Regions from separate parts of the Homo sapiens genome. Here regions 2 and 3 are each linked to region 1. Evidence: chromatin contacts called from ENCODE Hi-C or POLR2A ChIA-PET data. All regions are on one chromosome and are shown on one strand. The core of a region is the stretch at or near the end of the contact, and the rest is flanking DNA. Distances in the headings are between cores, read along the strand shown.

Region 1 (4,989 bases), core at 947-3,446:
ATTCTGCCCTCCTCACCTGTGAGGCAGGTACTAGCCTTATCCCCATTTTCCAGATGAGGAAGCTGAGCCACTGGGGAGGTTAAGTAACCTGACTGAGGACTCGCAGAGCACGAACTTCTGACTCCAGAATCCAAACATTAAAGGCGCCATTATATGAGTAGCTCCCTGGCCTTTTAGCCACCCCCGCCCTTGCCTCCCCAGTCGGGGCTCCAGCTCCACCTGGGGCCTTTAATGACACAGACATTTTCTTGCTGCCTTAACACGACTTTGTCTCCAAAGGTGTAAGTGTTTTCCTCTGAGTTCCTCGGTCAAATTAGCCAGGGCTGCTCCACAGAGGTGGCCTTAATTGGATCTAATTTCCTAGACAGGAGAGGCCATCTATCATGCCGACAAGTTCACGTTTAAAACTTTTTAGAGATTAATTTCTTCCTCGCCCTGCCAATTACTTGACACCACCCTGGCAGGGAGTGTGGCTCGTTGGGCAGACCTTTGTGAGTCTTCCATTCCTGGCCTCAGCACCTAAGCTGCCCTGTCACCCACCCCCAGCTCCCTGCTCAGCCCCTGCACAGACCAGAGGGCAAGCCAGTGTGCCACAGAGGGAACTGTCAGGGTAGAAGCAGTCCTAAAAGCAATCTGGTCCAGCTGCCTTGTTTTATGGTGGAAAGAACCAAGCACAGAGAAGTTAAGCGACTTGGCCCAGGTCACACAGCTCAGGCAATGGGGATAAAAAGATGGATAGCACACAGGCCCTGCCCGTGGAGAATGCTCACGGTCCATTGGAAGAAAACAGTCATTTTCTGAGTGTTGGGAGCCTCACCTAGAATTACTGTAGCCTCACAACGGCTCTGCATGGAAGTCACACTAATCTCCATTTTATAGATGAGAAAACTGAAGCTTCAAAGAATTAAAATTCTCCAAGGCCAAGCGTCTGGGAAGGGCCATAATCAGAATTCAAATCCACATCTCACATCTTCACCACGTGGGTGCTCTCCCATGGCTGATGCAAGATAGTAAATGGCCTGGCTGCTGTGATTGCTGAAGTCTGCTGGGACTGGCTCACCCTGCTCCCAAGAGCTAGCGAGGCACTCAATTGTGAACTCCATATTCAATACCACCAAGTTGGTAGCTTAAAATGGGCCCTGGTGGGGCTATTTACACCAAGGAAATTGGCAAATGCCTTTTTTTTTTTTTATTTTGGGGAGCCAGTTGTCAAACATTTACCAGCACGCCACTATCAGGGTGATGTTTGCATTTCAGTTACACCAAAATACAAAGAAAGACCAAATACAGGCGAACAAGAAATGTTGTTTAATTGTTCAGATTTAGCACACTAAAACAACTCGAGGCAATGTAATTATGCTCTTCACAATGTAATTAGGAAATTATTTTATAACTATTAATTATCAATGCACGATAAGGTTGGATAGGTTGAACTGTCCAGTAATGAGTCACAAGTTAGACGCATGTGAACACCCGGTGTTTTTATTTCCTGTCATTGTATTTCTGTGACTGTATAAATAAACAGTGCCTGGCACTGTTCTAAGATTTCCATGATCTTAATTAAATTAACCCCACAATAGCCCTATGAGGTAGTTCCTATTATGGTTCCCTTTGGACCCTATGAGGAAACTGAGGCACAGAGGATTGAAGTAACTAGCTCCAGGTGAGAAAGCCAGTAAGATAATGTCAAAAGTCTAAACAAGAGGTGATCTGTGACTGAGCTTAAGGCCTAATGGCCCTCCTGCCCTGTTCTCCAGCCCCTAACCCCGAGAATCAGCCTAGATTTTCCCACATCTGCAAATATTTCCTCCTCATGGGGTTATGTTGCCCAGCCCTGGGGAACCAGCTCCCAAGGCACAGGAGCTCTCCCGTCTCCCACTGTGAGCACCAGCTCAGGAACACATCCAGGCCGCCAGATCATGGTAGCTTGCTAACATTTCTCGTGCAAGTTCTCACCCTCTCTCCTTCCCTCGCTCTCTCTCTTCTTCCCTCCCTCTCTCCCTGGCCCACCCAAACCCTCTCACGCACCCACTTCTCTCTCTGGCAGGGGAAATCACCACCACGTCTCTGCTTGACCGAGAGACCAAGTCTGAATACATCCTCATCGTTCGCGCAGTGGACGGGGGTGTGGGCCACAACCAGAAAACTGGCATCGCCACCGTGAGTGCGCTCCCCTCCCGTGCCCCAGCTCCCCCTCGCCGGCCAGGCTGCTGCTCCCTGCTTGTACCTCTGGACCCCCGTGTCCTGAGCCAGTGTGAGGCTTTGTGAGAATGAGCAAGGGGGCGAAAATGAACCCATCAGCAGCAGAGGTCAGCCCCCGGGGCCACCACAGCTGTGGGGAAGAAAGGCATCACCACCAGGAATGTAGGGGCACTTGGGAGGAGCAAAATGAAATACTTTCTCTCCTGCCCCTAAAAATCCAGGAGGGCAGGTGGCAGAAGGCATGAGCCCCATAGGCCCCTCCTTGCCTTGGTGCCTGTCAACAAAGCAGAAGCAGGCATTCCTGCGAGGAAGAGCAGCTCAGAGCAGGAAGCAGGGCCCTGGAGGGTCCCTGGGGGCTTGTTCTCCCCCATCTAATGTGCCCCAGAGAGTAGAAAGCTAGAGGAACGAAACGTGGGGGCCTCGAATGAGCTCTCGGCTGCAGAAGTGAAAGGGGAAGTGAGAAGCCCTCTGTGGGAGAGGAAGCGGGAGGACCAGCTGACAGTCACTCCAGCCACCTCCCCTCTTTGTTCCCCATTCGGTTTCTTTGGCTCACCCTCAAAACTGTGGCCCTCACCCAGTCTGCAGCAGCCACCCCATCCTTACCCAGCCAGAGAGGCTGGAGACGGTATCGCGTGGCCAGGGATTTGATGGAAAAATCCCCAGTGCCCTACTCTGTCAAGGGAGGCTCCTACTAATAGGAATCAGAGCCCTATAAATAATGTACCTGGTGGCAGGTGAGCAGGGAAATTGCTTGGCTTGTAGCTGAGACGGGGAGGCTCAAGGGATTCTATTAGATCCCCCACCCTGTCAGTCACCTTCAGCCAAGACTGGAGGCAGGGATGGGGGAAGCCCCAGGTCACAGCAAGGATTTCAGGGCTTATCACATCCATTCCACTGCCTCCTGATGGGACAACACTGGAACTCTCTCTCCTGAAGCGGCCTGGCTCCTTCCTGCCCTCGAAAGCCCAGGCTCTGCCCAAGGCTCCCAAGGTTGGTGGAGCTGGCAGAATTAATGCGAAGATTGCCCGTGGGCATCTGAGCACTTTTCCCCTGGCAGGCCCTGCCCTGGCCCATCTCAGCTGGGTGTGTCTCCCAGCGCCCCTTATGGCTTCACAGGTAAACATCACCCTCCTGGACATCAATGACAACCACCCCACGTGGAAGGACGCACCCTACTACATCAACCTGGTGGAGATGACCCCTCCAGACTCTGATGTGACCACGGTAGGTGGTGGCAGAGCAGCAGAACTGCCAGGCGGCCCTTCCCAGGGGTCTGTGCCCCTCCCACTGCGATTCCAGGGGGCCTTCCCCTATGGGGCTGGTGGACTCTGTGTCCCTCTGAGCTGGCTCTTGCAATAGAGTTCTAGCGGTTCTCCTGCATGGTGAAAGGCAGTCAGAGGTCAAGGGAAAGCCCTCATCCGGCCTCCAGTGTCAGTAGGCCTCAGGCTTTGTCAAAGGGAGCTTCAGGCAGCCCAGGGACAGTGGCAGGGGAGCTCTGGCCGGTTCCGCTTGTGAGCCACACGTGCCCTTAGAGCCCAGGACTCTGGCCACCCCCTCTGGAGAGCTCCCACCCCTACACTGCACAAGCCCCAGCTCCACCCCAGCACCTGTCTTTCACTGCTGTGCCCCTGCAGTCATCCATCTGGGTCACCTCCCCCACGGGCTGGCCCCCACGGCTGCCCAGCAGGGGTTTTGTTCACCTCAGGAATTTTCTGGCACAGGTTTGCCAGGTTTGCACAGGCCCCTGTGTGTGTTGTGTGCTCATGTGCAGGAATGTGCACAATTCAGGGTGCAGAGGGGAGACACGGTCAAAGCCAGGGCATCTCCAGCGGAGACCAGAATCCTGGGGAAACTGAGGAAGCCCAGGTCCCACCCCCACACCATCTGCTCTGCTGGGAGGTCCACATTTTTCAGCCTTCTCCTCCCCCACCCTGTACACCACGTGGCCTTACTTGAGGAGGCTTGTCCCCACATGAACATCCCCACTGCCACCCACCCAGCCCTGTGGGGGACATGAATCCTGGCAATTGACTGAACACCTGGGATGTGCTCTGAGCCTCCCCTGAGGGCTTCTCAGGAACTCTCTCCTCCTCACTGTAATCTCACAAGGCAGAGGGATTCCGTTGCCACTGCACTGTGGAGGAGACAGACTTAGAGCTTAAAGGCTTGCCCAAGGTCCCAAAGCTAGTAAAGGGTGCGGTCAGGACTCGAACCCTGGTCTGTCTGACTTGGAGACAAGGGATTAGAAACCACCTGGCCCAGTCCTTATTCCTCTGGGAGGGGGCACCCACACACCAGCTGACAGCCAGTCAGTGAACAATGTGGAAAGGAAGATAGGCATGACGGCCAATCCTTCCCTCCCTCTTTGTCCTTCCTTCCAGGTTGACCTCCTCTCCCATCCAGAGCCACTGCCAAGTATGGCTCTGGCACTGGAATAGGCACAGTGGAATAGGGCAGAGGTGAGGGATCTGGAATCTGCGATTTTTTTCAAAGCCCCGTAGAGGAATTCCTTCCAGCCCAGGGCCAGGTTTAGAAACCAGGACCCTCGCCCTTTGACACAGCTCTCTAGGCTCTTTGGTGGGTGCTCTCTGCTGCCGCCTTGTGGGCACTGCACTGGCCCAGGGTAACCTCCTCCCCACCCCAGCCAGGGATTCCAAGAGCTGGGGCTGGATCTCACCTCTGAACACCTTCTGGTCAACCCTCACCTTTCCCTTAGGTTTTTGGGAAATTCCTCCCAAAGGGGATTGAGGGGCAGGTGAGGAAGGTTGCTCTGGGAAAAGGGGGCTG
Region 2 (4,989 bases), core at 788-3,287, 90 kb before region 1:
TGTGGCACTGCACAGCTCCACCTGCCCCAGGCACCCAGTTCACCATCTTTGACGCATCCTGACATGGGTTCAGCACTTTACAGTTTGTAAAGCATCTTCAGATTCCTTATCTCACTGAACCTCTAAACAGCCCTGTGAGAGGGGAAGGTATTCTCACCTCCAAAGAGGAAACTGAATCTCAGAATGTCCACAAGCCCCAAATGATGAAACCAGTCTCTTAAATTCACATCCACTCCTTTATGAGTTCTCCAGTCGGCTTCCTCATACATGTGCCTTGTCCTTCCCCGAAGATGACCAATCTTCCCCATTAGACGGTGGGCTCCCTGGGGGTATGACCCACCCCATACCTGGTACGGACAGGCCCAGTGGTAGATAGGTGGTCTCTGGTGTCCCCACTTCCCGAGAAGCTTCATCCCTGGGCCCATCTTTCCCATGTCCCATTGCTGGATTGGAGCCAGAGGAGGGGGTGACAACACGTCCAGGATGACAGACAGCGCGTGCCCCCTCCTCCTGCCATGGGCTTTCTTCTCCTTGGGCGTCTGATCACCGTCCTCTTTGTTTTCTTAAGTGTCTCTCCCACTCCTTCCTCCCTCCCCCTCCTTCCCTGGGACAAGGCCTTTCAGATCATCAAATATCAAACACTGCTTATGCACAGACTGAGATGGCTTTATCGGGGCTGTAAATCTCCCTGTGCCCTGACCTCTCTTGAGTGCCAAGCCTCGGGTGAGTTATGTGGGCCCTGCCCAGTGACAGGCAGAACAGACAGCCAGCCCTCTGGGAGGCACAGGCTGGGGGACCTGGGGCACCTTGGCTCCCACTCTTAGCCCAAGGAGAGACCCCAGTTGAAGGGAAGCATGGGTGTTTGGGCCTACCTGCCCCAGGCCCCGGAGGTAACCGGGTGCCAAGCAGGCAGCAGGGGGGGCCTCCTTTTCCTGCTCTCCTTTTCCTCACCTTGCTCACCTCCTGGCCAGACTCCGGGCCCCAGGGCTGAGGGAGCACCAGTCCCACACAGGAGAGGCAAGGCCCATGGCAGCCATGAGGGCTATGTGAGACCCAAAAGACCCAGGTTCTAATCCCAGCATGGTCACTTAGTAACCATGTATCCTTGGACATGTCACTTCACCTGACAGTGCCTCAGTTTCCTCATCTGATAAATGGGTAGCAGTGCTGGCTTCACACGGTATTTTGTGGATCCAGTGAGGTCGTGCATGTGAACAAACATGTGAAGCGCTTGGTCAACAGGCAGAAGCACGCATCTTCCCCATCTCTCAGGGGCAAGCAGCATGTGGACTAAGCCTGTAGTCTCTAGAGGCAGACAGGCTGGCCTGGAATCCTGGCTCTGTGACTGGCCAGTGGTGTGACTTCAGGCAAATCATTTAATCTCTCTGTGCCTCTGTTTTCTCACCTGTAAAATGGGAATAACAATAATAATGGAAGGCCAGGCATGGTGGCTCATGCCTGTAATCTAAGCAACATGGGAGGCTGAGGCAGGAGGATCCCTTGAGCCCAGGAGTTTGAGGCTGCAATGAGCTGATTGTGCCACTGCACTCCAGGCTGGGTGACAGGGTGAGATCCTGTCTCTAAAAATAAAAAATAAATAAAAAGAATTTTAAAAGCTAAGAGTGGAATAATGACGATGCCCTCACAGGAGGAGGCCTTGAGGAGTAGCTGACCAACTCACATGAAGTGCTGAGCACCTCGTCTGCCACGCAGCGGGCCCACAAGAAACGTCAGCCCTTGTTATTGCCCCTTTTCTCTCTGCCATCACCCAGTCCATGCCCTCGTCACCAGCAGGCTTTCCTGCCTCCAGCCCAACCCCTGCAGGAGCTCCTCAGAGCCAGACAAAAATCCAAACTGCTTCCTCCTCTGGGCATCAGCCTCTCCTGACAGCTTCCTGTGAACTCTCTGCTTCTCCTGCTGGCTCCCCACCTGGGAAGCCATGGTCCCACCTCCACCCTTTTGCTCAGGCCAGTCTCCCCAGCAGGAGTGCCCTCTTCCTCCATACTTACCCCAGCCCTGCCCTCCTCCTCCAGCCTCCTGCAGAATCTTCCAGGGCCTGGCAAGCTGCCCTCAGCAGGACTGGGCCCCTTTTGGCACAGGTCCTATTTCCTCATCTAGACTAGATGCCACTTGGAAGCAGAGACCTCACCTTTCCAGTGCCTCGCAGCTCCTCTGTGAGCAAATTCCTTCCTTCATCCTAGCTGATGTAGCAAGACCAGGGCGGGAAAGGCCCCTGCCCTCAGGGAGATTAAATCTGGTGAATTGTTGTTAGTAATTGTGGTAACCCAGGGAGAGGAAGAATTACACATTAAAATGAATCAGTTTGCAAAGCAGCCTGCATCTAGCACCAACTTGGAACACAAAGACACACACCATCAAACACTGGGGGGTATTTTGGTGCAGTAAAATATGAATAACGTAAAATTTACCATTTTAAAGTGTGCAATTCCGCGGCATTAATTACATTCACAGTGTTGTACAACTGTCACCACTAGGAAGTTGTAGAACTTTGGGGATTATTTTTTAAAGGAACTTGTATTGACCTTTTTTTTTTAAAAAAAAAAAGAAAGACAACAAATGTAATTCAGATCAATCAAAAGAGAAAGTTGAAATGGCTGGAGCAATGGTTCTTCATTGGGGCGATTGTGCCTCTCAGGAGACATTTGGCAATGTCTGGAGATTATTTTGATTGTCATATCTGGGGGAAAGTGCTACCAGCATCTAGTGGGTAGAGGCCAGGGGTGCTGCTGAACAACTCACAATGCACAGGACTGCCTCCCACAACAAAGAATTATCCAGCCCCAAATGCCACAGTGCTGAGTCTGAAAACCTCTGTCCTAGCACTATCACTCAGATAATCTGTGTTCACATTTTGCTAACATTTCATTCCTTTTTTCTATGTGCACATTTTTTAAGCCAAAAAAAGTATCTTATGGAACTGTGCTGATCATTGTCCTTTTTTAAAACACATCATAAACACATCTGTTTTTTCAAGTTACAAGCATCTCTTCTGCAACGTTTTAGTGGCTTGCTGCATTTCATATCATAACTTATTTAATGAATCCCCTATTGTTGGACATCTAGGTTACCTCCAGTTTTTCTTACTAAACAGCACTATGGTGAACATCCTGGTGACTGCATTTATGGGCACATTCATGATTATTCCCTTTGAAGAAATTCTCTCCATGGCAGTGTAAAGGTTTTTCAGGAAATAGGTTCTTATTTCAGCCATAGTCCCTGGTGATGTCTTTCTGGTCCCCATCAAAACATCCTCAGAGGACCAGGGGCCGCCTCTCTGAGGCTTTCCATTTTACAGGGAGCCATGCACAGTGCATTGCTGTGGGTGGAAGAGTGTGGCTTGACCCTTAGCAAACTGGCATGATAGATTTCACTATCTTTGGCTACTCAAGTTAATGCTTCATAAACTGGAGCCAGTTATTAGCAAATTAATCAGGGTCCAGTTTGTAGCCTTATTAGGAGAGGTTATAATTTGTTGGTTTAAGTGAGCTTGATAAAAACTGTTGTGGTGTAAAATGCCTGTAAGACAAGCGGACTGCCGTTCACACCTACTTGAGGGACTGGAAGTTTGTCTTACCCTGACTGGACAGTAATAACTAATTAACTGAGATGGCTCAGCTCAAACAAACATAGCACTGTGGCTGCATCAGGAGGGTATTACAGCCCCAACTGGAATTACTAATTGGCTGATCCCTCCTCGTGGGCCCTAGTGCAGCTGTGGTGTCTTTATGATGTGTGACATCAGGAGTCACCCCAGTATCACTCTGCTCCTCAGCCTTTTGGACCAGTCTCAGAGTGGCCCTCAGACATTCCTGCTGTGGCCCATTCATCCATTCAGAAAACATTGATTGATCACCTGCTAGGCATCTGCTGGGCACTTGGGGAAACCAGTCCTGCCCTCCTGGGGCTTACATTCCAGTAGGGAGAAACAGACAATAAGAAACACATAAACAGATGGAAGAGAGGTTCAGAAAGTAGAAGTGCTTTGAAAGAAATAAAAGAGGATAATGGAGAGAGAGTGACAGGGGTGAGGGTGGGAAGGTGGGGGTAACTGGGGAGGAATCTGAGGAGTGACATTTGAATGGAGGCCTGAATGCACACAGAAGAGACCTGCAGGAAGAGGCTCCAGGCAGCTTGGGAAGCTTTGGGGAGGGGCGGTCTTCCCCCACCCCGACTGACCCAGGATCCTTATGCGGCAGCAGACTCTCGGCAGGCTGGTCCCCTCTCCTGGTTGAAAGCCGAGGTAACCCACACCGCTGGCTGCCATATGTTGATCGTGGGGCTGTTGAATGTAGCCCAGCCCAGATGCCATCCAGGATGCAGGCCCCTTTTGTCATCAGGCAGCTAAGTAACGATTTTTAATTCATAAGATGTCTTGCTCAAGGCCCATATCTCATACTGACTCCCAATTTTCATTATACAGTGATACAACTCTATACCAGTCAGAATGATATGGCTCCGCTGGACAGCGATGGGCCTGCAAGCCAGCCTGCCCCAGGGGCGGGGGCTTAGGCTGCCCACACACAGCTGCTTAATGGGCTACACCTGGCAGGGAAGACAGGAAGGGCCAGGGGCCTCTGAATGGGACATGAACTCTTTAGCTTCCTGGAAGCTGAGTTTAATTCCTTGCTCTACCTCTCACTGCCTGGATGATCGAGTGCAGGTTATTTTTAACCTCGCTGTGCCTCAGTTTCTTCCTCTGTAAAATGAGGATAGTGTGTCTGTCTCAGGGGTTTTGTGAGACTGAATAAGACATGCATACAAGACACTTTGCGCAGTGCCCAGCACAAGGTCAGAACTCAATCTATGTTGGCCATTGTGGGGCATGCCCCTCACAACTCTGGGTGAGAGGGGCCACAGCTGGGACTAGCTTGCTCTGAGTCTACTATTCCGAAAACAGGTATGGCCAGGTGTGGTGGCTCACGCCTGTAATCCCAGCACTTTTGGAGGCCGAGGCCAGAGGATTGCTTG
Region 3 (4,989 bases), core at 1,312-3,811, 73 kb before region 1:
GACTCAGGGCACGTGGGCAAGTCAGTCCCACCATGTGCCTGTGTGTGTGCTCAAGTGTGTGTGCACACGTGTGTGTGTGTGTACATGTGTGTCTCCATCTCCTGCTAAGTAAGGCATTCCATACCTATCTGTCTGAGATAACTAAAGTAAGTATTGATCACCTGCTGTTTACAAGGAGCTATATTTAGCCTCTTGGGGAGCCAAGTATAACCCATGGTCCTAGGAGTCAACAGTGTGTTGATACAAATACAGTACGTACATTTTAAAACATATTTTTAAGCCGGGCACAGTGGCTCACACCTGTAGTCCCAACACTTTGGGAGGCCGAGGCAGGTGGATCACTTGAAGCCAGGAGTTCGAGACCAGCCTGGGCAACACGGTGAAACCCCATCTCTACTAAAAATACAAAAATTAGCCAGGCATGATGGTGTGCACCTGTAATCCCAGCTACTCAGGAAGGTGAGGCATAAGAATTGCTTGAACCTGGGAGGCGGAGGGTGCAGTGAGCAGAGATTGCACCACTGCACTCCACCCTAGGTGACCCTGTCTCAAAAAAAAAAAAACCCCAAAAAACAAATTTTTTAATGTAGTAGTTTTAAAAGGTGGAAAAAACAGGTATAAAAACAAGTTCTAATATGTTCTCACACCCTAATGGATCACCTTGTATCCCCCTTTAGGGCAGGCACCTCCTTTTGGAGATGACTGTATGAATGAGATGCTCAGAAGAAAGTCCCATCTGTGGTTTCAGGAGAACCATAATGCCCAAGAGAAGAGAAATGTGGATACCAGCGTGGGGTCCAGGTCCAGTGACCACAGGCAGTGAGGGGTCAGCTGTGGGGCTGAGAGGATCAGGAGAGGTTCTATGGTGAGAGGGGCCTAGGGCTGCACCCAGAGGCACACAGGAAGATTGGCTGGCCACAGCAGGCCATAATCCAGGCAAGCAAGGATGTGTGCAGTGGGGAGGTAGGCCGGGACCCAGGTCTCAGAGGGCCTCAAATGCCAAGCCAAGGAATTGAGGCTTGATCTTGGAGGCAACCCAGAAGGAAGACAGCTTGTGTGGGGGCAGCACAAGCTCTGGAGTCAGACAGGGCCTGTGTTTCAGCCTGGCCTTGCCATGTACTAGCTGTGTGACCTCAGGTAAAGTAATGAGCCTCACTTTGTTCATTTGTTTAAAAAAACAAATAGAAAAGAAAGAGAATGCATCCATCAGCTTATATTGCAGTAACAAGTTAGGCCCCACATAAAAGTTGATTTCTCACGTGGACGACTAGGCTAGCACAGGTGGACAGGGAAACCCTACCCCGTGTAGTGGCTGAGGAGCATGATCTGCAGGTCCCTCGGTCCCTGCAGCAGGGAAGAGGCAGCTGGAAGGCTAAGTACCAGCTCTTCTGTGCTTCATCCCAGAAGTGGCTCCGTGACTTCTACCCAATGACTATTGGCCAGAACTAGTTATGTGCCCCCACCTCACCACCAGCAGGCCAGGAAGCGTGGGGAAGGTGCCGAGTAGTTGTCTCTGCCACAGAGAAGGAGGCATGTACAGGGCGTGGCACAGCGCCCAGTACGTTAGCCGTTGTCATCATTCAGGAGCCGCAGCTCCTGACCAGGCCTGAGTCCAGCGAGTGCCACCAGATGTAAGGCCGGAACCCCCCAGGACTGCTCACCCCAACTGGTTGGGGGCAATGTAACCCTGACACCTCCGATTTTATCTCAGGCTGCCTTTGCTAGAAGCACTTTCTGAAATGTCTGCAGGAATGCCCAGGAGTATCTGGGTCCAACCCGCCTCTAGTGACCGCCCCCCACCCAGGCTCAGCCATTGGCACACCCGCTGCAGTCAGGGCACCCAACCCCACCAGGGACCATTCCCTGCTCTCCATGGCTGTTTTCCCAAGGGAGCTGGTCAGTGTCTCTGACAGTGCAGGCCTGGCCTCCTCTTCTCCAGGGCACAATAACTTGCAGAGACAGAGCCAATGAGGAGAGGCAGCCCAGGAGCCCAGGCCACCCAACCCTGAGGTCACCTTGGCCATTTTCCAGCCTCCAGATGGGGCGGCCCCCAAACCATCCCTCATGTGGCACCGGGCTCATTCCTCAATAAGAGGGAGGGATGAGTTGCTTTCGGCCCAGCCCTGCTCTCGTGTATCTCATGTTCTTCTCTGGAGGAATCCGGAGCTGGCCGGGTGAATGCATCAGAGGACCAGTCTTGGATATAGGGGAGGCCCCATCATGATGGAGGATCAGGCCCAGGGACCCCCGTGTAGCATTTAGCCACATTGTCAACAGGAGCAAAAGAAGGACTGCAAAAGCAGTTAAACATTGCCTGAGTGTCCAGAGCCAGAAAAATCAGGGAACCACAAAGAGAAATCAGGCAACTGTTAGAGAAAAGATTTTTAGAAAAGTGTTGTTTCTTGCCAGTCCATTTCTGAGGAAAAAATACATCTGTTGGGATTTGTGTCTGGGTTGAAGGTGACTCTGGATTTGCTTGGTGTGGCAGGAAAATGTGTTCGTTGAGTAAATTCTCTGAAGGGAAGGGAGCCAGCAGAGCAGTCAGAACCCTCTGTCCCAGGCTCTGTGGAGCCACGTGACTCTCACATGCCCACGATTAGTGTGAGGATCCCACTAAATCTAACTCCTGATTGCACTGAATGGTGCACGGGGGTGGGGCATGCTTAGTTTGGCTCACCAGTGTAATCCAGGCCCTCATGCTCTGCCTGGAACGTTGATGGCACTCTGGAAATGAGCATTGGTTGAGTTAATGCATGGTTAAATGCCCAAGTATCAGCGAGATGGCCCAGGGCTTTTTCCAAACCAGGTCTGGCTGAGTTTGTGTAGCAAGGATGACCTCAGAAATCCTCTGCGGGGCAGTCGAGGGAGCTGATGCAAAACAGAAAGGGAAGGAAGAAGCAGTGTAACCTCTCCATAGGAACTCTGTGGCAGTCTCTCCTAATGAGGATGCTAATCGAATTCACTGCCGCCACCAGATCGAAGATTCTGCTCAGTCTCTCACTGAGTCTCAGACTCTGCTAGACCATTCACAACAACAAAGGTGCTTGAAAGCAGTCCTTTCTGTCTCCCAAGGACTCCATTCACATTGTCAAGTCTCACTGAGTAATTTCTTTTCCTTTGCCTGGCTATAGAAAACCCACAGACACCAGGGAAGGAAAGGACAGGGTGGGCTGAAACCAGCAACAACCCATTTGTACCTTGTGACAGTTGAGATGCAAATAGCTGGTTGTGATGCAAATCAGAAAAAAAAAAATCCAAAAGGCAGAAGCCCCAGAAGTCAGCCTTGGTGTTGGGAGCTCATCTCTGAGTTTCAAATTAAAGGTTGTGGCAGCCTCATTCCCCTGCACCTGGTGGCTGGGCGTTTTCTTGTGTCTTCCTTGGTGTTCTGGGGAGCCACGGTGAATCGGCAACTCACTCACCCACCTGGAGTCCTATAATGTATATATCCTTAAACCCCCTGTGCCGCCCTTGCCCCCAACATATTCTTTGTATTTTCTCCACTTGGGTCAACTTTTCCTCTCCTGGCCTTGCCTGCAGCCCTCCCCTGCCTCACCTCATTAACATGCCTGGAAGCTGAGTCAGCCACTGGCAGTCCTGTTTTCCCTTCTGCATGGGGACAGTTTGTTGCGCGGGTTGGAATTTTCTGTTCAGTTGTCCTAGAAAACGTTCCTCCACTTAGGCGCCAGTGGATTACCTCTGTGTGGCATCCCCCTCCGAAGAGTCAGACTAGCAGAAGGGGGCGGGGGACGGAGGCAGGGTGGCTCGGAGACCATCCACACCTCTGGGTGCCTTACAAATCCCAGCAAGGGGTATTGTTCTTAAATAGTTGTTTCATTATGCACGACCCCTCCCCGCTGACCCAGATAGCTGAAAACTGACAGTTCCTCTCATCCGCTGTCAGGAGAAATACCATTTGCGGATGTCCTGCCTTCCTTCTCCAGAGCTGGGAGCATTTGATCCACTTTCCTCTGCCTCACTCCTGACCCCCAGCTTCTCAGAACACACTTGCTGCTGTCCTTGAGAATATTTTGTGCAGAGGAGAGGGATCGGGGTAGGGATTGGGACACCACTCTCTTCCCCACCCCAGAGAGGCCTCAGCTGCCAGATTCTGGCTGCTTCTGGGAATTGGAATATTTCAGAAAGGCCTTCGGGCCTCATTAATTTGCCGAACCCCTGGCCTTCCTGAGGGACTATGCTGAAACTTACGCAGGTTGGGGGTTAGTTATTAATTCAAGCAACAAGTGTTATGTGCACCAACTATGTGCCTGCCACTGTGCTAGGTCCTGGGGGGACTGAGCTGAAGATGTAGCCTCTGCCCTCCCAGAGCTTATATTTCCTTCCAGTGGGGAGACAGAATTGCAGTAGAAATGGATGTTCAGAACTCTATAAACAGGGTGAGTGAGTGACAGGGTGGGATAGGGTGATTCCTGACTGTGGTCCCAGAAAGCCTTCAGAAAGGTGCTGTTGGAGCTGAGGTTAAGTGGCATGGAAGGTGCAGCCATGCAGAGCTGTGGAGGCAAAACATTTCTGGCAGCAGACGCTCCCCTACAAGGGCAGAGATCCCCAAAAGGGAAATGGCCTGGCATTTTCAAGGAGCAGAAAAGAGGCTCTTGTGGATGTCCAGGACAGAGCTCAAGAGGATGGAGGTGTCAGGAGGCCAGGCTGCAGCCTCATCGGGGGCAGGCAGGGCTTTGTCAGGCACAGGAAGGCGTTTTTCTGTTACTGGGAGCCCCAGGAAGCCAGGGAGCTGATGTGGTCTGAGTCGCCTTTCTCAAGGAGCCCTCTGATGGCTGTGTTGAAATGTGCAGGGTGGAAGCAGTGAAAAGGAGTGAAGTCTCCCACACGGGAGACACTCCCCACTCCCGTGACCATGCATTCCAGTGTCTGACGGTTTAGCAGTTTAGCCATTTTCCTCTTAAGGTGTTTTCAGAAAGCTGGAGAACCCCCAGTTCCATGATCATAGAACCCTAAAAGTCCAATAGAAACTGC

Evidence for each region. Hi-C counts contacts between places; a loop is a spot of excess contacts on that map. ChIA-PET counts read pairs that join two places held with the same protein, here RNA polymerase II (POLR2A). Pooled maps may share reads with other maps.
Region 2: a map of left cardiac atrium shows a loop between it and region 1 (4-fold over the local background). The contact joins two enhancer-like sites. A Hi-C loop is called at or near these places in 10 of 168 maps with a recorded cell type or tissue (Caco-2, Right ventricle myocardium inferior, cardiac septum and 4 more), 11 of 37 single-sample maps with no recorded cell type and 17 of 50 pooled maps.
Region 3: a map of OCI-LY7 shows a loop between it and region 1 (2.3-fold over the local background). The contact joins two enhancer-like sites. A Hi-C loop is called at or near these places in 11 of 168 maps with a recorded cell type or tissue (CD14-positive monocyte, K562, OCI-LY7 and 5 more), 5 of 37 single-sample maps with no recorded cell type and 11 of 50 pooled maps. POLR2A ChIA-PET finds 5 or more read pairs at or near these places in 1 of 52 experiments (OCI-LY7).

The regions. Positions count from the first base shown.
Region 1 is chr10:71,692,100-71,697,088 of GRCh38, forward strand. CDH23 (cadherin related 23) reads left to right here. Exons shown (of 70, transcript NM_022124.6): 21 at 2,048-2,160; 22 at 3,319-3,426. Among named protein-coding and RNA genes, the nearest start is that of C10orf105, 25 kb to the right of the region's middle. RefSeq lists an enhancer at 1,954-2,023. Within about 2 kb of position 2,197, at least 17 of the 41 ENCODE cell types and tissues checked have a DNase peak (open chromatin) inside an H3K27ac peak, as active enhancers do; they include OCI-LY7, where a contact is called at or near this core.
Region 2 is chr10:71,602,699-71,607,687 of GRCh38, forward strand. All of the region lies in intron 9 of CDH23 (cadherin related 23), which reads left to right. Among named protein-coding and RNA genes, the nearest start is that of CDH23-AS1, 93 kb to the left of the region's middle. Within about 2 kb of position 2,038, at least 2 of the 41 ENCODE cell types and tissues checked have a DNase peak (open chromatin) inside an H3K27ac peak, as active enhancers do.
Region 3 is chr10:71,618,775-71,623,763 of GRCh38, forward strand. The region is part of intron 11 of CDH23 (cadherin related 23); the gene reads left to right. Among named protein-coding and RNA genes, the nearest start is that of C10orf105, 99 kb to the right of the region's middle. RefSeq lists an enhancer at 3,434-4,037. Within about 2 kb of position 2,562, at least 12 of the 41 ENCODE cell types and tissues checked have a DNase peak (open chromatin) inside an H3K27ac peak, as active enhancers do; they include OCI-LY7, where a contact is called at or near this core.